5 separate regions of the Mus musculus genome follow, and regions 1, 3, 4 and 5 are each linked to region 2. Evidence: chromatin loops called from intact Hi-C (ENCODE). Cell type or tissue: heart. All regions are shown on one strand.

Evidence for each region. Peaks named below come from ENCODE experiments on the same cell type or tissue, not always from the same donor. Only the 100,000 strongest peaks of a DNase experiment are listed, where the experiment ranks them.
Region 1: it touches region 2 in a loop (2.3-fold over the local background); 3 of 42 quality-filtered maps call a loop at or near these places.
Region 3: a loop joins it to region 2, with 3 times the contacts of the local background. A loop is called at or near these places in 10 of 42 quality-filtered maps.
Region 4: a loop joins it to region 2, with 2.1 times the contacts of the local background. A loop is called at or near these places in 3 of 42 quality-filtered maps.
Region 5: it touches region 2 in a loop (2.2-fold over the local background); 3 of 42 quality-filtered maps call a loop at or near these places.

What each region holds. Positions count from the first base shown.
Region 1 is chr1:152,383,567-152,388,566 of GRCm38, reverse strand. Tsen15 (tRNA splicing endonuclease subunit 15) reads left to right here and starts at 1,885. Exons shown (of 5, transcript NM_025677.3): 1 at 1,885-2,108; 2 at 4,787-4,868. The coding sequence starts at 1,983. In heart, a CTCF peak has its summit at 1,901; a DNase peak (open chromatin) is centred at 1,926; H3K4me3 peaks cover 1,201 bases; H3K27ac peaks cover 740 bases.
Region 2 is chr1:152,744,434-152,749,433 of GRCm38, reverse strand. It overlaps a transcript of Rgl1 not described here. Among named protein-coding and RNA genes, the nearest start is that of Apobec4, 3.6 kb to the left of the region's middle. In heart, a CTCF peak has its summit at 2,769 (motif pointing right); a DNase peak (open chromatin) is centred at 2,783; H3K27ac peaks cover 358 bases.
Region 3 is chr1:152,620,190-152,625,189 of GRCm38, reverse strand. Rgl1 (ral guanine nucleotide dissociation stimulator,-like 1) reads left to right here. Exons shown (of 18, transcript NM_016846.4): 1 at 1-206; 2 at 1,262-1,372. The coding sequence starts at 180. Among named protein-coding and RNA genes, the nearest start is that of Rgl1, 2.5 kb to the left of the region's middle. In heart, a CTCF peak has its summit at 2,035; DNase peaks (open chromatin) are centred at 1,099, 1,469 and 2,309; H3K4me3 peaks cover 2,948 bases; H3K27ac peaks cover 3,416 bases.
Region 4 is chr1:152,637,889-152,642,888 of GRCm38, reverse strand. It overlaps a transcript of Rgl1 not described here. Among named protein-coding and RNA genes, the nearest start is that of Rgl1, 15 kb to the right of the region's middle. In heart, no CTCF peak of the experiment used is centred here; a DNase peak (open chromatin) is centred at 2,138; H3K27ac peaks cover 1,191 bases.
Region 5 is chr1:152,679,305-152,684,304 of GRCm38, reverse strand. It overlaps a transcript of Rgl1 not described here. Among named protein-coding and RNA genes, the nearest start is that of Rgl1, 57 kb to the right of the region's middle. In heart, a CTCF peak has its summit at 2,120; a DNase peak (open chromatin) is centred at 1,334; H3K27ac peaks cover 3,135 bases.

The sequences.
Region 1 (5,000 bases), 360 kb after region 2:
GGGTAATCCTCATAGAAGCAGTGGGAGCGGGATGGGATAGGAGGGGAAACCAGTAAAGGGGATAACAGTTGAAATATAAAATAAATAAAATAGCCAATCAAAAGAAAAAAGAAAAAAAAAAAAAGAAAATCTTCCCTTGCAGATGTTGGAGTGTTGTTCACATAGAATCTACTCTCAGATCTCCCTCCTGAGTTCCAGGATCTCCATTCTCAGTTTAGCAACCAAATGCTATTAACTCTTTGACCGATTTAAGCTCTAGGAGCCAGAGAGGAGAGTTTCTTCATTTCTGATCTCTTGAATTAGTGTCAGTGTTTGCTGCTTCAGGGAGCCTCCTAATTTTAGTAGTATTTGCTTTTGGGAGAATGTGTCAACAGCTGTTTTATGGAGGCAAAAATAATGATTTCATATGAATCTTTGTAGGTGGAGTTTGCTCGTAGTTAGTTTTCTGATATATTTAAGGTTTTCTCTTTTTCTTTTCTTCAACAATGGGAACTCATGTCTCGTTTAATTGGTACTTTTTTTATCATTTTGTAATGGCAAATTTATTTCATTGAAATTGTGAAAAAAATTGGCCATCATTTCTTCAGTGTTTTCTACCTCCTTCTCCTATTAGTTCACTAACATGGGGCAACTCCTTAAGGCGTTGTTCATTCTCTGCGTGTTCGTTTACTGTGACAGGTTTTGATCTATAGTCCAGGCTGATCTAGAACTCACTCTGTAGACTCAGCTGGGCTCAACATCACAATCCTCCCATTTCAGCCTCCTGAATACTGAGATCATGATCATTCACCACTAAGCCTGGCACTTTGCCCCCTGCCACCCTCACACTTATGAAAATAACATCTCACTCTTTGTTCATCTGTAGTGATTTCTCTTGATCTATCTGCAACTTCACCTGCTCTTCCCCCCAAATTCCATTTTGGTTGTCAAAAATCACCCACTGGAAATCTTTATTTCCAAAACTGTAATCTTGAACTACAGAATACCTATTTGGATTTTAAAAAAAATTTTCATTTTTGAGATTTGACCCTTGAGATTTCCATCCATTAAAAATATGGTTTGTTGTATTTCATTGCTGATGGATGTAATGGTCTCATCAAAGTTTTGTTTCAACACAAGATTCTTTTTTTTTTTTTTTTTTTTTTTTTTTTGGTTTTTCGAGACAGGATTTCTCTGTGAAGCCCTGGCTGTTCTGGAACTCTCTCTGTAGACCAGGCTGGCCTCGAATTCAGAAATCCACCTGCCTCTGCCTCCCAAGTGCTGGGATTAAAGGCGTGGGCCACCACTGCCTGGTTCAACACAAGATTCTTAATCTACTGCGTTTTGAATCACAAGTTTTCTTTTGCCTGGTACTTTTTTAATTTTGGAAGCCTTTTTGGTCTTGGTTAATATAGTGGCTTTGTAACCACTCCTCTTAATACCAGGAACCTCCACTGGCTCCTTTCTTACTCAGGGTAAATCCAAACCCACTTGCCATGTCCTACCCATCAGTCTGAAGGGTCACATCTTTGGCTTTTTAAGTCATTTGTTTACGTTAGTTCTCAGTACCCGTTCAACACTTCATGTTTTTTTCTAATCTTGAAAGATGGACTTGCTTTACAACTGTGTTTTAATTTTAAACTTCGACAGCAGGGCATTGAATGGGGTCTTTTTCTGCTCCCAGGAATTGAAGGCAAAGACGGGTTAAGAATCCTTCATTTCTCAAGCTAGAGAGCACGGGTTTATGAAGGGCTGAAGAATTCTGAATTCAGGTTATTAGTTAACTTTCTCTACCCTACAACCTGCCCAGACTGGAGGTGGTGAAGAGGGAAGGTGGAGGGGGCGGAGCTCATCCGCGCTGGTGCCGGTCCCTAGTCAGAGGGCGTGGCCCGGCCAACTCTCCGCCCAGTGTGCGCGGCGGGAAGCGGAACTCCCGCGCGCTGGACCGTCTGCTTCTGGCCGAGCGGGGTTTGCGGTGCACCACGGCTTTCTGCGCGGGCGGCATGGAGGAGCGCAGCGATTCCAAACCTACCCCGGGATGTAGCGGGCCTGGCCCGGCTCCCGTTCGCGATGGCGGCGGCGCCCACACATGGGCTCCGGAGGACGCCTGGATGGGCACACACCCTAAGGTCAGGAGGCGCGAGGCCAGCAGGGCGCCGACCCGGCCCTCGGCACCGCGCTCCCTCTCCGGCCCGCGTCTCGGCGGAGGACGCACGCCAGCCTCGCGGCGTGGGGTAGGGGGGGACCCCCGAGTGCAAGGCCACTGGTCGCCCGCAGTGTCATTTTTGTTTGTTTATATGAGTTATATAGTATAGATTAACACCATTCCTGTCATGCTGCCAAGGCCACTCTTAACCCAGAGGCCGCTGATGAGCCCTCCATTAATACCTGTTTTCCTAACTATGTAGTCCTTTCTGAGATGGGCTGAGTCCACAGCTAACCGATCAGAAACAGTTTGTGGACTACGGCTGAGATCTAGGAGTCCGCAAATAATGTATTTAGGCACAGTCGTATTACACTTAGCCTTAGGCCCAAAGTGTGCATCTTGATTCTGTATGGGGACAGAATCCTAATTTTTCTTCTTTCTTGGAAAGCTTGAGTAAGTTCTTGTACAGGCCAGAGAACTATTGACATTGTATTTTCTGTGTTGGCCTCAAGGAAAATAAGGATAACCTTCTGCTTGCTTCTGCTTGGGAAATTGATAACTTTGTATCCGTTAAGCCACAAGCAGTCTGCTGATAATGAATGAAGGCTGTACAGAGACCTCCAGGACTGGTTCATTAATAAAATGGCAACTCCCCCCTTTGAGAGTTATTGAGTCGGATAAGTGTGTTAAAACAATCAAGGAAAGCGAATATTTGTAAATACAAATCTTAAAAAAGGAACCTTTCAGCACTTCATGAAGCTTGGTGGGTTTTTTTATTTTTTGTTTTTGTTTGTTTGTTTTGGTTTTGGTTTTTCGAGACAGGGTTTCTCTGTATAGCCCTGGCTGTCCTGGAACTCACCTTGTAGACCAGGGTGGTCTAGAACTCAGAAATCCGCCTGCCTCTGCCTCCCGAGTGCTGGGATTAAAGGTGTGAGCCATCACGCCCATCTATGCTTGGTGTTTTCTTTGATTTCCCATCATCGACTCCATAAACAATAGCGTGGGAATGTCACTAGTTACCATAACGACAGGGGAGGATGTAGAGAGAAACAGAGAAGACATCAACAGTGACTAGGAACATGGAGGCCAGTTCAGACTTCCCAAGTTTGAATCTTATTTCTGTTTCAAAGTTGGTAAACTTTGACTTGTTTGACTTCATCGCAGTTCTGTTTCAATTTTTTGACGTGTCTCGGTATATTTACCTCTCTTCATTAAAAAATAGGGATAATGGTAGTACTTAACCTCATAGGGTAATGTTTATAAGGTGTCTGACATAAAAAGTACTATATAAGTATTAGTAACCCATTGAAACTCCATCTAGGTTTGATGTTGCCTCTAGACAGTTTTCTTACTTGCAGATTCTTTTCCCATTGAACTTAATGGCTGTATAAACCACCAAATCTTCCTGATTTTTTTTTTTTCTTCCAGGAACAACAAATTAGACCTTGTAGCCTAACACAAAGTGATGTCTCAGTACCACTGTCAAGCACTTTTTGAGATCTGGGGCACGTAAAGTCCTTCTTTTGAACCTGCACATTTATCATGCAGCCAATTAGGTCTGCCCTCTCAAGGTTCTGGAATATCTGATCAGCCATACCTGCCCCACTGTGTGTGGATGCCCAGGGCCTTACCACACCTGCCCCACTGTGTGGATGCCCAGGGCCTTACCACACCTGCCCCACTGTGTGGATGCCCAGGGCCAGGGCCTTACCACACCTGCCCCACTGTGTGTGGATGCCCAGGGCCTCCCTGCAGGGGTAGATTCCTGGGATTTTCCTATTACAGCTAGCAAGTCTGAAAGAAGTAATTTGCTTCTTTAAAGCTCAAATAACTCCCACTCAAGAGCAGGAGGTGTTCAGAATTTAGCAGATTTTTTTCTATATGCAAATTAGATGCCAGAGAAATTGAGGCATCCCATAACGTAGCCCAATGAAAATCTAAATTTTTTTCTGCTCCTGGTGGCAATGATTCTTTATAGACTTGACTTTCTGTAGCTTATTCTTGGTTGCCATAATTTCTCCCACTGGACCATTGCGCTTCTCCATACACTCAAGTCCTGCAAGGCTGACTGCATCTATTCTGTCATGAAAAGATCACCAGTTCATGCCCTGAGAATACTTCCTCTGACCTAGTCTGTTATTGTTTTATAACTCATGCTTTTAATAATTGTCATTTACCTACCAGCTTTAAGTATAGCTAGTCCTCCAGAATGGAGGATTTGCTAAATAATTTTTAATTGAAAACATTTGAAAAAAATATCCTTTACATTGTACATGTGCAGACTTTTATTATTATTTCTAAACATTATGTAGCACTTAAAATAACCTATAGATGGTTTAAAGACTACACAGATTATATATAAATATTCTTGCATTTTATATAAGGGACCTGAATATCCTTAGATTTTGGTGATTGATAAGATAGTGTTTTTCTTGCATGAAGGGAGACTGCATGGATGTATTTAACAATTGTAGATTTCTTTTTTTAGAGGCAGAGATAAGACCTTACATTCTTTTAACTTCCATTATATCCAGAAGATGGTTTATGTCCATATATGTATATATATTTTATATGCATATATTTAGTGAATATTTGTTAAATGAAAGAAAATATTGAGCCATTATTTTCTTCTCTATTTAACAATTCCGTTTTGATTTTCAGTATTTAGAAATGATGGAATTAGATATAGGAGATGCCACCCAAGTTTATATAGCATTCTTGGTTTACCTGGATCTCATGGAGAGTAAGTTGCTTGTTTATATTGGTTTGCTATTGGGGTGTGGGAGGTTGGGGCATTGGGTTGTTATGTAGGGTTGTTCACATATAATAAGCAAACATCTTTTCATTTATTATTAATTTTGCCAGTTAATTTTAC
Region 2 (5,000 bases):
CCTCTCCCAGCCACGGGGCTCCCTGGAGGCTGGCTGTGTTCTCTTGGGCTCTGTGTTTCCCAGGGTCTCTAGTGCACTAGTCCGTTCTCAGCTAATGGTGTTCAGTTGCTTTTCTGTGGCACATTCGCTGTTGGATCTCATCCTTCCCTACCTACCTTTTGCCTGAATCACGCCCTTCTTGGTTTTGCTGTTACGTCTGGAACATCTCCTCACGGAATTTACTCATGACTGAAAGTTGATTCTCATACTTCATCTCCTGCTTAGTTCTAACAGTGATACTCCACCATACAGTAATATATAAAAAGTTGTGTGTGGTGGTATATGCCTTTATTCCTAGCAGTTGGGGAACGGAATAAAGTCTGGCAGATGTCTGTGAGTTTGAGGCGAGCTTTGTATTGAGTTCTAGGCTAGCCAGGGCTAGTAAGATCTTATCTATTTTTTTTTTAAGTAAATCTAAAAAATGTGGTAGTTTTATAAGCTTTTGAGATATTATATAATAAAAAAAGGACTTGGCATGCCATAGGTCTAGTCAAGCAGGAAAAGGAGGAAACAAGCCCCACAGACTTGTTGGTCATCCTGTGTGTAGCATGCAACTTCAGTGGTGGGTTAGATACTCACTAAATCATGTCCTAAAGAATGTTAAACCAGGCTGGGCAGTGGTGGCGCATACCTTTAATCCCAGCACTTGGGAGGCAGAGGTAGGAGGATTTCTGAGTTCGAGGCCAGCCTGGTCTACAGAGTGAGTTCCAGGACAGCCAGGGCTACACAGAGAAACCCTGTCTCGAAAAACTAAAAAAAAAAAAAAAAAAAAAAGAATGTTAAGCCAGAAGCAGCAGCAAACATGCACCATGTAATACATCCACTTGTGTACTTGGGTGGTTTTAGGAAGCTCACTGATATTTAAAATATATATTAAATTTCTAATTATCACATAACAATGGAAGATACTTATGTGTAATGATTAGGCTAATTGGTATAACCATCTTAGTTAGGGTTTTACTGCTGTGAACAGCCACCATGACCAAGGCAACTCTTATATAAGGACAACATTTAATTGGGGCTGGCTTAGAGGTTCAGAGGTTCAGTCCATTATCATCAAGGTGGAAGTATGGCAGCATCCAGGCAGGCATGGCGCAGGAGGAGCTGAGAGTTCTACATCTTCGTCTGAAGGCTGCTATCAGAATACTGACTTCCAGGCAGCTAGGACTAGGGTATCAAAGCCCATGCCCACAGTGACACACATATTCCAACAAGGCTACATCTCCTAATAGTGCCACTCCCTGGGCCAAACATATATAAACCATCACACTGTCACTTCAAATATTTATTATTTCTTTCTGTTGGAAACATTTGAAGTCTTCACATACTTTTGCAGCACACAATTAACTGTGGAATGTTAGAGGTTGTCCTTTTATCTCGTCGGACCGGACTCTGTACCTTGCCAGTCTCCTCACTACACTCCTTTCCTTTTGCTTCCCAGACTTTAGTGAGTAGTCAGGTGCCCTTGCATCTTCAGAGGACAGCCTTGTGTGTGGCCTGCCTTGCTTGAGAAAGGGCTTCAGTGTTTACTGCCACCATCTCTGGGTTTGCTGGCCTTGGAGCTTTCTGTGATTCCCCTGCCTCTGCCTCCGATGTCTCGGAGGACATGTTGAATACGGATGCTTGCCCTGCCTCTGCCTCCGATGTCTCGGAGGACATGCTGAATATGGATGCTTGTGCTGCTGCATCTGGCTTTTACATGGATTCTAAGGATAACCCTGAACTTTGTTTGTCCAAAGGAAACAAACACCACCACCACCAGCAGCAAAAGAAAGTTCTGCCCATAGTTCTGAAGCAGAACATTGCTGGTGGATGCTTAGCAGGAGGGAGAAGCTGCTGTCTCAGTCCGCCTCCCAGTTTCATAATCTTTCTGTTGTGTTTTTAAAGATTTATTTTACTTATAATGAGTGCACTGTCTCTGTCTTTGGACACATCAGAAGAGGGCATCAGATCTCAGTACAGATGGTTGTGAGCCACCATGTGGTTGCTGGGAATTGAACTCAGGACCTCTGGAAGAGCAGTCAGTACTCTTAACTGCTGAGCCATCTTTCCAGCTCCCTCATAATCATTCTGATGAACTATGTGCATCATCCATATCAAAGTATGTAGTTGTAATAAAGATTATAGAATTCGGATTTAAAAAGACCTTTACTCGGTTGGATATTTTAGTCAGTGATCGGCAGCCTGATTTGGGATATAGCCAAGATAGCTGCGCTTATGAAGGCTGCATAGGAGGTAATGCTCTTTTTGGGTGACAGAGTAATTTATATTTTATGGCTCCTGTTATTAACTTTTATTAGAGCACATCGTATTTAATTAATCACATAATCTATCTTGTGTTTCAGTTTGGTATAATCTCTCAATGCTCAAACCTACATAGTAAGTCACAGGGAAATGGGACTTGGATTTAAAAAGCAAGCCTGAGGTGAAGAAAGGCAGAGGACTCAGGAGGCTTTGTGGAGCTTGCCAGGTAGTTTGATGGAAGAGAGAGAAAGGAGAGGGTGGGCAGAAAGGAGGAGAAGACAGAAAAGCCAGGATCCTGGGCATGGTGGTTCAGGCCTGTGACCCCAGCAATAGGAACACAAAGGCAAGAGGATCAGGAGGAGTTTGGGATTATCATTGCTTATGTAGGCAGTTCTAGGCCAACCTGGGCTACACAAGACCTTATCTCAAAGAGGGGTGGGAGGAGCAAAAGATGGATCTTCTCATTTGAATTTGTAGATAAAATGGCCACAGGGTGGCAGCACAGTCCAAACTCCGGGACTGGTTGGCGGACACTTTAGCATTCTTCCTTGTGGATTTCTCTCATTGTCCAGGAGCAGCAAGCAGCAAATGCTGCGGATTAAAGGTGACTTCCCTGAAGGAGAGGGAAGGGTAGGGAAAGGTGCCACCGTGACCTCTGCACAGTACGCTCCAAAGAAGGCTTCAAACTGGCAGGACTCACTTAACATTCCAACCATAAATACAACTAAACTAGATCTAAAACACAATCATTCTTAAATGTAATACAAATTATTTTATGAAAGAACAAAATGGCAAATAAAACATAAGACCATTTTTCTACAATCAGTCCAACTGATCTGTACATTAAAAAAAATGAGTGCTTAATAAATGTATGCAGAATGCTTACCTGTTTTTTGGCACTGAGACTTGACCCCACAGCCTTGGGTGTGTGAGGTGAGCACTCCACCTCGGAACCGTGTGCCCAGCCCTGGCTTTGCCTTGGTAGTGTGTCCTTCTGTTGTTTAGCTGAGAAATGGTCACCAAGACCTGTGTGGTCAAGATTATACCCTAGGTTTCTCCCAGGCGTTTTAGTTTCCAGTCCCAGTAGCTAGATCTTTAATCCGTTTTAAGATTGTGTGCGTGTGCATGTGTGTGTGTGTGTGTGTGTGCAGTGTGGGACAGAGCTCCAGTTTCAGCCTGTAGCTTGTGGATAGTCCAGCTTTCCCAGTAACATTTGTTGACTAGAGCAGCACCTCCCACCCTGGTGGTGTGGTACCCTTGCTGAAAATCATTTGAGCATCTATGTCAAAGTTCATTTTGGGCCTCTGTATTCTGTTTTATTGGTACGTCTCTGTATGTCTTCCATTGTGTAAATACCAACAGAACAAAGAAAATAATTCTCTTTGTAGAAGAATAGAATAGAAAAAGGCATAGAATTACAAAAATGATACATGATGATTATTGAAAGTATGTGCATTGTTAATTAACATTGAGATTCACTGTGACTCTCATCAAACCCATGGAGTAGAAATATGTATGTTTTAAATGGTGTGTGTGGCTGGGCAGTGGTGGTGCACGCCTTTAATCCCAGCACTTGGGAGGCAGAGGCAGGTCTCTGAGTTCGAGGCCAGCCTGGTCTACAGAGTGAGTTCCAGGATGGCCAGGGCTACACAGAGAAACCCTGTCTCAGGGGTGGGGGGTGGGGGGAAGGTGTGTGTGAGCACACGTGCACACACACACGTGATGCACATCATGGTGAGTGTGTGGAGGTCAGAGGGCAGTTGGTTAGATGGTAGTGGGTTCTCTCCTTTTTCTTGTTTCATCAGGGTCTCGGGTTATCTCTGCTTCTGTACTGCATGCGTGTTCCAGGCTAGCTGCCTCACGAGCTCTGTGTGAGTCTCCTGTCTCCACTTCTCATCTTAGAATAGGGATGTGGGCTACAGATGTGGAGCATTGCACCTGTAATGTGCTGAGAATTGACCTGGCCTCTGCAGGTTTGCTTGGCTAGCAGTTTTAGTCTACCGTGATGTCTTTCTGGTCCTTAAACTCTATATTTACTGTTCTATGTACACATATTTTATAAACACTTTGTATTAGCGTGTTCATTTTCAAAATCTTTATTGTGACCAATCGGCTTGCTTTATCTGCTTAGTCTGTGTTGAATCAGTGTCAACACTAGTTAGAGGACATGATGTAGCTAACCTGTTGATATATTTTTGTTGAAAAGCATCATAACAAAGAAAACCAGTCAAAGAGGTGTTGATAGACACACAGGAAGACATTTTAGAGCAGTGTCAGGAGCTAAGGGTACCAATTCTAAATATTCATTTGAAATGGACCAAGATGTGTTCTCAGAATTCATCACCAGTCCTTTACCCATGATCTATTCTAACACTTTATCCCAGTCACATCCATTTAATTGAAATCTTATGCTAATAAAAGTGATGGCTAGATTTCAACAAATATCCTATATACTGGTCCTTTATTGTAGAGAATACAATACCAAATATTTTATGAATTTTATTAAATATTTGATAATCACTTTTTGCTGATGTGCTGTCAAAGTCATTAGCTGCTCCACTGGTAATAGTTGTTAAATTACGTAACATGACAAATGTATATTTTTTCCAAATCTTCATATTTATTTTGTCTTTTCATCTGCTTCTGAAAAACAAGTTATATTTTCTATTTCCTGCTTTCTTGGAAATACTAATATTTATTGTTCTACTGAAGATCTC
Region 3 (5,000 bases), 120 kb after region 2:
CTGCCTGCTCGCTGGCCGGCGCTCCTTTGTGGCCCGGTCGCGCGCGGCGGCGGCGGCGGCAGTCGGGCAGCAAGGCGCGTGGGAAGCGCGGGGACCCGGAGCCGGGCCAGAGAGACGCCCCGACCGCCTCGGAGCAGGGCGCACCATGCAGCGTCCGTGTGCCGGAAAGAAAACTGAGAATGAAATTACTTTGGCAAGCTAAAATGGTAACGCCAGCTCCCCGCCTTCCCCTGACGCTTCTCTGCTGGGGGACTCGTCCCATCTCCCGCTTTCTCGGGCCGGGTTGTTGGAGCACTGTCTAACTGATCAGAGCCACCCGGACCCCACTCTCTAAGAGGAGCTTTCTCATTCTGCTTTGTGTCCTTCCCCTCTCTGTGCCTCTTCTCCCTAGAAACGATGCCTGTGTTCTCAGGCATCGCCTGCGGGGTGTCTGGGACAGGCAGATGCGTGTCAGGAGAGCAGAACTTGGAAAGGACAGAACTCAGTCTGGGGGAGCGGCGCCGCGCTCTGCTTCCCAGCGGCAGCCCTTTAACACAGATCCGAGGTTTAGCTGGCGACATGGCTATCCAGGGGGTCGCTGTGTAAATTTCAGTGGAAGCTGCATGAAGATGTTTTGCTTTCTCGGCACTTGCCAGAGGGGCTTTTCTTTTCTTTTCTTTTCTTTTCTTTTCTTTTCTTTTCTTTTCCTTTTTTCTTTCTGGAAATAAAAACTTTCCATACCCCACATAACTTTTTTTTGGGTTTCAAAATAGTAAGAGGAGAAAAAGAGGTACAACTTCACTTCCCAAAGAGGGCTCTTGGTATTAAAACACTTGTTTGAGGGAGTTTAACATCGACATTGCTCAAATGTTTGTGTACTTTGAGAAGTATAAACTCTTGTTTTTGCAAATGAGTTATTTTTTCCTTTCACTTAAGTGGACAGAGTTGATCAGGACTAAACCACAGTTTCCTTAAGAAGGAAAAAAAAAAACTTGAAAAGATGATTTAAGATACGTGGCTAGGTTAGGAAAAGTAACTGACCAGAGAAGGGAGAAGTCGGAGGCTCCTGATACCGCAGGAAAAGGCTGCCAGCCAAGAAAATCTCAGCCTTGCCTATTGCAGGGTGTCCTGTGTTGCTCTGTTTGGAGGATTTACTCAAAGGCTTGGAGAGCCTTTGTAAGCAGGGAAGCAGCTGGGATAGATTGTGGTTAGCCAAGGGGGAAGAAAACAACAACACACACTACGACCCTCTTTTTCTTTCTTTTTATCCTGTCCCTGGCAGAGCTCGATTCAGGACTGGGGTGAAGAGGTAGAGGAAGGAGCTGTTTACCATGTCACCCTCAAAAGAGTCCAGATTCAACAGGCGGCCAATAAAGGAGCGAGATGGCTAGGGGTGAGTAGCGCTTCCGAGATCTTGAACTTTGGAACAGTGTCTTTGCTCTTCTGTGAATATCATTATTATTTAGCCAAGGTAGCCCCCCCCATCCCCTTTTTCTCCCCCTTAGTCTTAAAAAGGAAACTGCTGATGGCCAAGTGTTTGCTCTAGCTGGACAGGTCTGTTTTAGGACTTGTGTTTTCCTAAGCATCTTCCCTAAGTCTGTCAATAATTCAGAACCTTCCGGAAACATCTTGAGGTATTTGGCAAACAGGCTGGGGGTGTTGTGGCAGAAGAGGACAGACACACAGAGACCTGGTCAGAGAGCACTACTAGCTTCTACATGTGTCATAAACCGCTGTGCCCAGAAGATAACCTTTTCTCTCTCTCCTCCTTACACAGTGATGCCAACAGCCCAGTCCCCACTCCCAGAAGTTCAGAGGCCATTCAGACCCGCTTCCTTTGAGGGGCGGCAAGGTTTCCCATTGTGACCTCCTTTCTGTAGAATGGGAGTAGACTGATATATACTTAGTCTTGGGGCTTTGCCTGTAGAGTATGGAGTCGGTGGCAGACACTCGGAAAAAATCTGCTTTCCATAAACTATTGGGGAAGGTCATGTGAGTTCTTAATTCGACCAATGAATCTTTCAACACATCCCAAATGAAGGGACTATGCAAGGCAGAGAGCCTGGCGGTGGGATCAGGAACATGTGGGAGAGTGGAGAGAGAGTAGTTACAGATGACACAGGGAGGAACATAGCGGTGTCTGAAGAGAGGCAGGACTTGTGGGTAATGGTCTTCAAAGCACTGAGGAGTGTGTGCTTGCATCGCAGCCTACTAACCTTAGTTTCAGAGCACACAGGGTTTGGAGCAGTGTTCCCAGATGAGTGCGGAGTGCACGGGGCTTCCTGGGAGGAGCGGAGGCAATATGACTTGTAAGACTCATAGTCAAAGGCAGGAAGCCAGGAGCCCTATCTTCCTTAGCCGTGGCTGCTGACATTGGATCTCCCCCAACCCCCGCATTGACCTTCTCAACCTGCCTTAAGTCAGGATTTTCCTGCCACTATGCTTGGATCAGGACACTGTTGACCGGGATGGTAAGTTGCTAGTGACATTGAAGATGTAGTCTGCAAAGTTAGGCACTTTCTCAGTGAACACTAGAGGTCTTTACTTACTGAGCAAGCACCTTACTCAGAACATGATCCTAACATTAACTGTGTTTAGACTGCTGACCAACCACTCTGTTGCTTTTGGGGGCTTTATGTATATATACAGTATTTCAATGTGATGTTGCTATGGTTTTGACCTGTGTGGCTATTTGTAAATGATTAATAAGCTCTAAACCAGTTGCCTTCAAATAGACTTTGCATTTATTGGTGTTGGGTAGCCCTGGCTGTCCTGGAACTAGCTCTGTGGACCAGGCTGGCTTCAAACTCAGAGATTCACCTCCCTCTGCCTTCTGAGTGCTGCAATTAAAGGCATGCACCACTGTGACAGGCTTTTCTACTCTTTCTAACGATGTAAAATGCTGCATGGGTGGCAGTGTTAATATTTAGCCAGATATGGTAGCAATGACTGTAGTGTGAGCAATAGAGGGGACCCTACCCCCAATAAACCGTCCTTCCTTTAGATGCCAGAAGTCATTAGTGACTCTTACCAGTTATTCTGCTCATTGACTCCACTTCCCTTCTCATCCTGCCTCTCTCCATAGCCATATAGAGTTCAGAGGGGTTGGCTCTGACGTAAACTGTAGATCTGAAATATTGAGAAGAAAGATCATGTAAGCTTGTTTTTGGTTCATAGAGGAATCCTATCCTCCTCCTTTTGAACAAATGACTCACAGACACCACACTGCTCATCAAAAGTCAGTCCTTGGACCTCTCAGCCTGGGATGCCACTTGATTTCTTGTCTTAGGTATCCTGTGAGGAAGCTCTGTTTTTTTTTTGTCCTTGAAAAATCCCAGCTTAATTTAATATGACTCAACCAATTGAGCCACAGCAATTATGAAATCCTTTTCTTTGGTACCCAGTTGGCTTCCTCGTGTTTGTTTTCCTACATTCCAGTAACCCATTCAGAATTCTTCAAAGTGAACACTTTTAGAGTTAATGGGGTTGAGGTAAGGCAGGGAAGACGCTTCGTGCGCACTGGCATCTGACAACAACTTTATGGGGAAGGTGGTATTATGATGCTGTCTTTCATCTTTATATACAAAGAAAATAATGCCCAGCGTGATCTGCCCGCTTGCCTGTGGGGTCATGTAGTTAAGAAATAGTAGAGGCTAAATTTGTATATGGGTACAAATTTGTTGTCAAGAACTGTCCAGGGCTTTAAGGCTGTTCCCGTAGTTCTTGAGGATAGCGTTGGTGTACAAGAACAAGGAGACTAGAGCATACCTCCCCTAGGGATAATTCTTGGTGTGGGATTTGAAAAACGTAGCCCTCTGGTCCTCTTTATGCTTTGAATGATAACCTGAGCTGTAAATTATAAGGTGTGTTATGGTGATGTGTATCTAATTGATAAGCTCGACACTTGGGATGTGTAAAGTGGCACATGAAAGATGTGTATGAGGTTCTATAGCATGTGAGTGTAGGCGGAGTCTTGGTGTTGTGTCTGGAGTGCTCTTCAAAAAGCTTAATGCCTGCGAGCCTAGCACTCAGGAACATCAGGAATTCAAGGCCATCCTCTGCTACATAGTGATTTAAAGACCAGCCTGGGCTGCACAAAACCCCTCTAAACAGAAGCAGCAGCAGCAGCAGCAGCAGCAGCCCTAAACCAAACCAAGTTTCAAAAGATGGAGTATAATTTTTCTATTTTTCTAGTGCTAAAATCTCAGGATAATTAATACTCAGTTCTAGGAAGTGAAGCTAAATAATTACATGCTTGAGTCAGAAAGATGGCCAGTTGTTAAAAGCACTTGTTGCTCCAGCAGAGAACCTGGGTTTGGTTCTCAGAACCCACATGGTGGCTCTCTACCATCTGTAATTCTAGTTCCCGGGGCATCTAGTGCCTTCTTCTGACCTCAGTGGGCACCAGGCACACATGCAAATCACATACCTTCATGCAGGCGAAACACCCATACACTTAAAACTAATACATCTAAATAAGGTAATGAGAACATAAACCCAAACACATAAGTCATACAATTCTATTTTGATTAAGTTTGTGCTTAGTTTGTGATCATTTTAGGAAATTACTATGTCAGTCCTAAGATAGATGCTGAGGATGATCTAGGCCTGGTTTACTTACACATACAATGGTAGCCTGGCCCACTGGCAATGCTGTCAGTGTATATTGACAATAGCATTACATTTTTGACCTACCTTTTCTTTACAATGATATCTAAGTTGGGCCGTTCTGTCGACTTGAAACTCTCACAGGAAAGTGACTTCAGCTACAACACAGAAACATAAAGGTCCAGGACTGGAAGAGACATTAAAAATTAGTTTTATTTAACTACTCTCTTAGTTTGTAGAATTTTGGAAAGGCAAATGGTCAACTTGTGCTATTTGTCTTCGATGCCAGTACTGTGGTGTACCTCCACAGTGACAGGAACAAAGGAATTGAGAAATACCAGTGTTCCCTGAAGCAGGAAAAGTACATTTTAGACAAAGGCCTTGAAGGGACAAAACAAAAGAATTCAGGGAAG
Region 4 (5,000 bases), 110 kb after region 2:
AATATTGATAAATATTGCCAAATTGTACTCCACAAGGCTTGTGCCTATTCTGTCAGAGTGTAAACATGCATTTTGAATAGGTGGGAAGGTATTGTATTCTCAGATATTTGTTTTTATTCTTAAACTCTCGCCTGTGGGTTAGCTTCTAGACATGTGATATACACAAATCATCCCTGTTCGCTGCCTGAGTCTCCATCCAGCTTTGCACCCAACAAGGGTATCTGTCCCATACTGGCCTTGAGGGCACTAGGACTGCACCTCAAACCACCCCATGTTAATCCAAAGAAGGGCGTTTGCGTGGCTGCCACCAGCTCTGTTGCCTACACACAGTTCCATCAAATCTGTGAGCAGGAGAGAATCTTCTCTGATGCTTCCAGAGGACCTCAGCACCTGGAGCTTCAGCAGGGATGCGGAGCCTGTCTCCCTGGAGCTTCAGCAGGGATGCGGAGCCTGTCTCCCTGGAGCTTCAGCAGGGATGCGGAGCCTGTCTCCCTGGAGCTTCAGCAGGGATGCGGAGCCTGTCTCCCTGGAGCTTCAGCAGGGATGCGGAGCCTGTCTGTCTCCCAGGAGGGACGGCTGAGAGGAATGAGTAAGCAATCGAGGGCTATGTTCAGTCACAAATGCTCCTTCCTAAAACAGATTCGTGATGTCTGTCTGGCACTGTAGGACTCCTGACCATAGCCTTTTCGGGCTCATGATCTAGGTGTGGGCACTGTATACATACAGTCAAATAGCAACGTGACACATGAAAACTATCTGAATGTCAGTATTATCGAGAAATGCAAACAGAAGACTGTGGTTGGTGGACTATAATCATGTTGCTGGGATGTGATCCAGCCTCTACCCAGGGTTTTGGTGGGATTGCTGTCATATTTTCTTAAGTTTATGAAAATTCTAAGAGAAAACTCGGGAGGAGAGGGGAGTACAAATCAGTGATACGCAGTAAGCATCATGCTCCCTATTCACACAGCGGGCGTGGACATGGACAAAGTTAAAAGCATTGTGGTCTCCACACCTGGACCTCATTGCTCTAAGGAACAGGAAGCCACGCGCTGTGCTGAATGCCAGGATTAACTCCATCCACTTTAATCACACTTGGAAACTCCACTTGTATTAACACGTGTGGGTCTCCTGTGCCTTTTGCTACTGTCTGGTTTCTACAGGATATTGAGGGGAGGGTAGAGTTGTGAGACCCCGTGCTTCAGGAGTGACTGGATGGAGACTGCTAAGCAGAAACTCAGTGTAAGCTCGCTCGGTCAGACATGGACTCTGAACTGTTTCTCATGCTGTGAAATTAAGCCAAGGCTCTTCTGCCTTTTCCTCCCCCTTCCCCATCCTCCTTACTCCTGTATTTGCTGTGCTAAGAAATCAGACATGGATCTTATTCCCAGGATATTTATTTATATCCTCATTGAGATAAGACATGTAAAATAAGAAAGAATGCAATAAAATTCCAAATAGGAGCCTAGATAATGGGTCACAAGCGATCAGGGGGAGATGGAATTTCCAGCCAGCGTAGGAGTGTACTATGGTCTGCCACTTCTTTGAGCATACTGTGCATTAGGAATGTCCACGTGGGAAGTCATTGAAGAAAGCCTTCTCTAGACTTCGGGGTTTGCAGGACTAAACTGGAGAGTCTGTAAGCATAGGGAATGGGGGGGGGGCGCAAATAACAATGAGATAATTTAGCTGGAGGGAAGGATATATAAACATTCAAGGAATCATTTTTAGTGACATGTTGGGGACTCTAACCTCTATGGCTTTATGCTCTTTTGCTGTGGCTTAAGCCATTGTTTAAAATGGCTGTGCTCAGTACACGCAACAGAGTCTAGACCTACACAGAGTTTGGGGCAGGAACTTCAGAAAGTCTAAGCTGGCAGGCCAGGCACTGGAAGGGGTTGCAGAAGAATATGACAGGGTGACAGGCCATCAGCTAGGCAAGTAGAGCTGGAGGGAAGGGGCAGGGCCTGAGCAGTGTAGGAACAGGTGGCACTTGGAAATGCAGTCAGGAAGGAGGGAATAAAATGTGTGTCAGCAGTTAGCAGGCTCCAGACACGCCGCTCAGGTTTGTGGGCTGACTTCCAAGCTCTGGGAGGAGAGGGCAGAATGGAAATCGAGAAGCTGGGCCATAGCCACAGAGGGACCAGGCAGAAAGCCAAGCCAGGAATCAGGCCTGGAACATGGGGCCTGTCTAGCACAAAAGATGGCTGGATGCTCCATTCCAGAACGCTGAGCCAAAGGCTTTTCATTCCTTGTGCTTAAGGTTATGACCGATCATAGATGCAGGGCTTACAGGTGGGAGCAAAGAAGTCCAGCTGTGTGGAGAGGAGGAGACCGTTGGCTGGAGTCAGATCTTTGTTTGCTAGGCGAAAGAGGAAAGCAGAAAAATGAGCACAGGGAATATCTCAACTGGAGTGCTTTAGGGAGATTAGTTTGAGCCTGGCGTGGAACGTGAACTGGAATGCAGGGAAGCTTCATCTGTGGCACTCGTGCACACAAGTGTGCACATGTGCTTTTATAAAATCAGCTTGCACTGAAACAGCAACAGCCCTTGGCTCACATCTGAGAGGCTGGGATAGAGCAGTGGGTAGGGCATCCCTACCAATGACGGTCTCATACTGGAGTGGCTGAGAATTTGCTAGTTTCTTGGTCACCAAAGCCAGGTGCCTGGGAGTCCCAATTTGATACAGAAAACCTGGAGATCCCCTGGAGAGCCCTGGTCCTTACTCGGTGATGGCAGCCTGGGAACGCTGGCTCTGCTGTCAGGCAAATCAACAAATGAGAGGGAAGACCAAGCAGCAGCAGGGAAGGGGTGTCTTTCTTGGGCTGTGCCTTTTGTTTTCTGGGCTGCTTCTAGAAGGTTCTGCACACATTTAGGGTGGGTCTTCCCAGATCATTGTAGGCAGTCAGGATAGTTCTTCCAGGGAATTCTAAATATCTGCAAATTGACATTAAAATCGACCATCACACCTTCCTGAGGAACTCATGGTCACTTCCCTCTGTGCCTCCTTAAACCCCGTAAGGCAGGAAAATTATAGCAGTAAAATCACTAAAAGTAATTCATAAAAACGTCAGCTTTAACTGTCCTTTTTCACTTTTTAAAGTGGGGCTTTCTAAAAAGTCGAACTTAATAGAAGTGGCTTACAAGGCATTTCCCTGGTTTGCTGTTCTAACCTTTGTCAGGCCGTGGTCATGTCTGTTCATTCTCCCCCCCCCCCCCCATGCGTGCACACACACATTTCTTTATTAAATGTGTTGTAATACATTTAGTGTGTGTGTGTTTCCTCATGCCACCACGAGCATGTGGAGGTCAGAGAACAACTTGCAGAAGTTGGCTCTCTCCCTCTACCATATGGGTTCTGGAGACAAACTCGGCTCATAAGGCTTGGCAGCAAGAGGCTTTACCCACTTAGCCATCTAGCTGATTATTTATTTATTTACTTATTTGACACAAGGTCTCGCACAGCCCAGGCTGGCCTTGAGCGCACTATGTTACTAGGAATTGTTTTGAGCTTCTGATCGTCCTGCCTCTGTTTCCCAAGAACTGGGATCGATCACAGGCCAGTACCACCATGCCTGAGTTATGAGCGATTGACTTAGGGCTTTGTGCATGCTAGGCGAGCACTGCACCCACTGAGCTATATCTCTAGCCCTGGTCAGGTCTTTTTACCATGCAGGTTTTGGCATGAAACTCCTGCGTGAAGTCTTCCTGGGATCTGCATTGAAGGTTGCGGCTCCCAACCTGCACTGTGGCACTTCCCATCCTCCACACGTGTTAGAGGACTTTTTGTTCTAGCTGGGAAATTGCCTTTGTTCTCTTCGACATCCATGCCTTCACCTATGCTGTTCTTTGGCCAAGCGAACACTTGCCTTTTCATCTGCTGTCATTTGCTTCCCATCACAGGCATAGCTTCAGGCAGGTCTGACTGCTTGGCTGTGAGTGAGGCGCTAGGCGATCCATGCTACACGACGGACCGCATTTCTCACGTGACTGGTGAGGGCAGTCAACTTGCTCTTCCTTCAGGCTCTATCTTAAGTCCTCATCCCTCTCATTCCACCTCTCCTTTCGTTTCTCTTTCTCTCCTTTCAACATGGGTGTTTTGCTATGATGCTCACACTGGTCTCTGACTCTCACCTCAGCCTCTGGAGTAGCTGAACCTACTGACGAGCATGGCCACGCCCAGATTTAACCTGTAAGATCGAGAGCTTGGCTCCCTATAGCACATGTAGTTGCTAACACAACACATGTACTAGGATGACCCCCGTCTTCATGCCTATGTGAGAGAACAAACGGGGTGGCCACACCAGCCAGTTATGTGATGTCAGCGGGACAGTGGTGCTGGCAGGAAGATAGAAAACCCTGGAGAGAGCTACTGAGAGCATAGTTCTTGAGTTCTGGTAAGTACATTCCAGTTCCCAGAGGGGATGGAGCACTAATGCAATTCCTAAGATGCTATAGCTCACAAATAATGGAAATAATATATACTAGCAAAGGTGTTTCTATGTAAATGACCTAAGGAAAAAAGTCTTTTGAAATTGCTATATTTGAAGTCAAAAGACTTGGAATTTTGACTATGGTCCAGCATTTATATTGTATGAGTTATTGATGTTTCTGTTTCTTTTCACATAAAATGGAGCTAATAATACTTTCACTTTGAAAGGGAGAGACAATCAAGGGGGTGTATGCAGCAGATATTATAAGTTACAAAGCAGCAGAAAGCACTAGAGGCCTCAATACTTATACCTGCAAGTAGGCATAAGTCCAGCCGGTTAAGTAGTTAGGACTGAATGCTAGGTACTTGTGACCTACTCAGGTGCTGCTAAATTTCAGCCACAGTACCCTAACACAGATGTGGGCAGTCTTCCCTGTGTACTAAGTAGTGCTCTTGGAATGCCCTTGGGGCACATCACAAAGTACTGTGATGGCTACGAGTGGCCTTCATGGTCTGTGTGGTCTGTGATGATCCTCCCTTTTCTACTTGGAATACTCTCATCTTCCA
Region 5 (5,000 bases), 65 kb after region 2:
TCCAGGATCAAACAGAAGTTCTGCCGACGTACACAAATCACTTAACACAGCTTTTAGAAGACTTTTAGTTGGCTGACTGGCTCTAGACTGAAGGATGATGAGAAATCCAGACATTCTGCTGGGAACGTGTACAGCTTTAAAGAAAGTGTTAAATTCCCACTCAGTACCTATTTAATATATCCCAGCAAGGTCTTTCTCATAGGCTGTGTTGAAAGCACTCCTGGTGTTCCTATATAAAGCAGTTTTCCAAACGGATTTTAACAATCTGATTAAAATGTGAAAACAAAATTTAGTTTTTGGTTCTTTCATTTAGGCTTAAAGGTGTTTTGTTGTTCAGTTCAAAACAATGTATTTTTTTCTTTAATGGATTGTAGAGATGAAAATTTTAAATTTCTCCCCCGAGTATGTACAGGAATACTAGAGGCATTCCCCACAGGACAGTGCGTCCGCACAAGAGGAGGAGAGAAAAGCATGCAGGAAGGAAAAGGAGTTGCAGCATTAATGTCTTTTTATGTGTGTGGCTGTCTTGCCTGTGTGTATGTCTGTGTGCTATGTGTGTGCCTGGTGTCACTGGAGGCCGAAACAGTGCATCAGTTCTCCCAGAATTAGAGTTACAGTTAGTTGTGAGCAACCACGTAGATGCTAGAAACCCAACCCAGGTCCTCTGGAAGAGCAATCAGTGTTTGTGACTACTGAGCCATCCCTCCACCCAGGTTGCAGTATTGTTAGTACAGTTCCAGAGTCCTCACTAACAGACAAATGAGAGTCTCATTAAAAGTAGGTTGCATTCTTTTCCAATATATATGGAGCACAATGCACATCATGATACTCACAGCATTTTCTGGTGAAAATGTCATGATATGACAAGTTCATAATCAAAAAAATTATAAAGAATTCTGTTAAGCGAGGGCATTGGTGAGGTGGCTCAGTGGCTAGAGTGCTTCCACACATACCTGATGACCTGAGCTTGATCCCTGGAACCCATGATGGAAGACTCCTAGAGAAACCTGCCTTCTGACTCCAAAGCCATAGTGTGGCATGATGAAGGGCAGCAAAGACAGCTACCGGGATGTGTGTGTGTGTGTGTGTGTGTGTGTGTGTGTGTGTATGGACATCAGAGGACTTCTTGCCAGAGTCGATTCTTTCCTTCTGCTATGCGTGTCCCAGGGATCAAGTTGGGGTCATCTGGCTTGGCAGCAAGTCTCTTCACCCACTGAGGCATCTTGCCAGCCTGGAGCTCAGAGTTTTGACATCTGCATGACACTCTTCTGTGAATAGCACATTGGCTCTGTGAGGGGAGCTGGAGTGGAGAGGTGAGGCTCTGGGTCAGACACTTCCCCTGTCGCTGAGGTGACACTTGTGAGGTATTAGTCCAGTGCCTGTGGGGTGGTCATATGGTCCATGTCACTGTCAGAGCTGTTGAGACCTCAGAAGAATGGCTCTCACTTCAACGTGGACAGGAAAAAGAAAGCCGACTGCTGGTGTGCCGCGTCTGCTCCCCAGAGGACTCTTGCCTTTTGCCTGTATTCAGCCAGTCAGAGCCAGAGTGTACAGAATTGTGAAACATTTGTGCCAGGGCCAGTCATGTGATTTATAGTTCTGTCTCATTTTAAACTCTCAAGCACACAATCCACAATAGCTGAGCTTTGGATAATACCCGGATATAACATATACAGCCCTAGAACTCCTCTTAGCTGTCCTAGAACACCGAAGGAGCCTTTGTGATCTCAGCCTCAGTTGCTTAGGTGTCCTCACCCCTCCCGATCCCCATGCCCGTCTCTGTGGTTGCCTTGCCAGAATGCCCCACTGAGTGGAGACCAAGATGGGAACCCAACTGTTTCTTGGGCTCAGCAGGAACTGCTGCACACAGAGCAGCCTTTCTCTGGGGAGGTTCACAAAGGCAGTACAAGATCAGTTTGCATATTTCTTTCCTTTTTTTATCAAGAAGTTCTGCCAAATACTATCAGTACTCAGAGAAAATATACAGTCTGAAGGCCAATGGGTCATCTGGCCCAGCAGCTAAGAGCACTTTTGTTCTTGCTGAGAACCAGTTGGTCTCCAGCACCCACATGGCAGGTCACAGTCAACTCCCTCTTCAACGCCCTCTCTGGTTCCCAGAGGAACTGCACATATGTGGTACATATTCAGGCAAAAATCCATACACATAAAATTAAAATAAATCTCTTAAAAAAATCAAGCTGAACCAAGTAGAACTCCTTCCCGATTTAATTTTTTCTACATTTAACTGGACACAGTTACTGCCAGAGTTGGTTCTGACTTCAGATTCTGTTGTGCAATCTTGCTCATTCTCCAGTGAGACCTTTATGTAATGAAAATTCCTTTGCAAATGGTTGTCCAGTGATTGACACTTATTCCAAAATTCCATGATGGCATCTGCTTAATCCTTTATTCTAGTGAAGGGCTTTTAATTAAAAACAAGTGTTTCCAAGGGGCACTGAGATTGAAGCAGTGTAAGAAGTTGGTGATGAGTTGGCAGTCTGACGGTGGAGGTCAGAATAAACTGTGGAAAGCGGGCAAGTTGAAAGCATTGTACAGAATGCAGGCAAACTGCCGCATGTAGGACAGAAGTGCAGTCGGCATTCCAGAGAAGAAGTGTGTGTGTTGCTCTGTTGCTGCCGAGCCTCCTGGTGAGTGGTCCTTATCTATCCATCATGCCGCATCAAACACAACCGACGTTTAACACTGCTATGCAATAATATATTCCCTGTTTATTTCTGCATAGTGAATGCACAATGTGTAAGTGATGAGTCAAACCCCAATATAAGTCCATAGTTATATTTAGCAATATAAGTCCTTCAACTGATATGGAATAATAATTCATATTAGTTTTGCTCCCACTTAAAGGCAGTGAGAACACTATTTCATAAGTCGGAGGTCTCTGCAGTCTCCATCAATTCACATTTAAGAGGAGAAAGCCGAGGCTAGGGAAGGTGAAGTCATTTGCCTCGAGTCAGGTCTCCTGACGACACAGCGCTGCTCTTGTACTAACTCTGAATCTGTGAGTCAAGCTGACGTCCAGGGGCTGCTCCTGACAGATGGGAGAGTTGGAGATGGTAGAAGATAAAGATAAACAAACCGGCTTATCTGGACAGGGCCTCAGCTCATTAGGAAGAAGGATGAGGAGGAAGGGGCAAGAGAGTGGAAATGGCAGAGTCAGACAGTCACGGGGAGAGAGTGGGGCAAGGCAATGCCAAACATATCTGCAGGACTCATTCCTAGCTGAATTTGAAAAATAAAAAGATCTCTTCATGCAGAGGCAAAGAGTTTAGGTATATAAGAGACACACAGAAAAAAAAACCCTCATGTATTATTAATGTTTGTAATAGACTTTGCAGGAGCAGAGGGAAGCCCGACTCTGACAGAGGAAGATGAGAACTTCCAGAGCATTCCAGAAGGCTCTGGAGATGGGGCTCTCTTTTTCCCGTCCAAAGCGTTTAGTGAAAAGAGGGAGGAGAAAAAAAAAAGATGATAATTGATGAGAGATGTGTTATGCCCTATTTATATCCCTAGGAAGAAAGTGAAATTCAATGAAGTGCAGGCTGATTTATCATGCAAAGGCTAGTATGGAGGTAGCAATACAAACAGACTTCTGAGGGCACTCAGGCCCATAGCTTACCCTAAAGCTGTGTTTCAAAAACTGCCTTTCTATGACAGTCACACGTAACTTTTATCAAATGATACGGACACTAATAATAGCAATTTTCTGTGTCCTTAAGCTGCCCCTCAAAATTTACGTTTCTAAGATTAACCACTGTCCATTGACTTTTGCACTTGGCAGTCATTTGGGATGAAGCCTTGAGCTCAGACCTTTATTATAACTGTGGGGAATGCGATCATCTCCAGTTTATAATTATTTTTGAAGGAAAAGAAATGATAGGCCATTAAGATTACATGTGTGAATAGTATATTTATAAGGATAGCATTAGGAAGTATTTGAGAAGAGTAAACAGGGGCTAGAGAGAAGGCTCAGTGGGTAAAAGGCTTGCAGAATGAGCTTAATGACCAGAGTTTGGATGTCCAGCACCCATGTAGATGCTCTGTGGTCATAATGGCCTGCTTGAATCCCAGCCTCAAAAGGTGGGGACAGAGGGAGCCTGGGCAGCCTGCCTAGATAGCCTTGCTGAGCTGTGGGGTTATGATGGGAGATCCCTATGTTAACATGTGAGGTGACACACAGCAGAGGAGACACCCCGTGTCACTCTCTGGCCTCTACATGCATGTGTGCGTGCACATGTGTGCACACAAACACACACTCAAAGTGCCCACATGCCATATGCCTGAACACCGCATACACATAAACAAATACAGATATTAAAAGTACAAATTTAAGTTATAAGAAATACCCCCTTTTTAAGGACATGCATGTTTCTCTCTAGCAATAATCATATTTTAAAAATAGTTGTTTCACCAGTTATAAACTACTATCAGTTTCTTCAATTGATGCAGAATCCTTGGATCTAACCTAACTAAAAAACCCTAATAAAAAACAAAACAAAACTAGCGGTGGTAGAGACGTAAGAATTGTAGGTGGCCTTGGAGACCCTGCTTTGCCTTGTGATGGGGCCATCCTCTGTCTGGGTCGTCTGGAGCGTCCGTCTCCCTTCTCCCTGCCTCTACACTTGGTTTCTTGTTTTAATTTTACTCCCCTGCTTCCTGCAGTGGAGACAGCAGGGAATTTTTCTCAAGAAATTTTAATTTTTAATATTTGAGGGAAGAAAAGTTGCGTCTGTGTTCTCTGATTACATATTTCCCTTTTTGGACATTCCACTTCTTTCCCCAGCCTGGTTCCAACTTAGGACTGGTCTGGCCATCCAGGAGTTTGATCAAGTGATGTTTGGGGTGTTGGGTAGGTTAGGATGTCAGCTTTTCAGAACTGATTTTCATAAGGTTTGTGATGACCTATACTCATCCGTAACCAGAAGAAAAGATTGCCATTGAACGTTACAGCGAGCCCGTCGCGTGTGCGGTGCTGTCGAGTG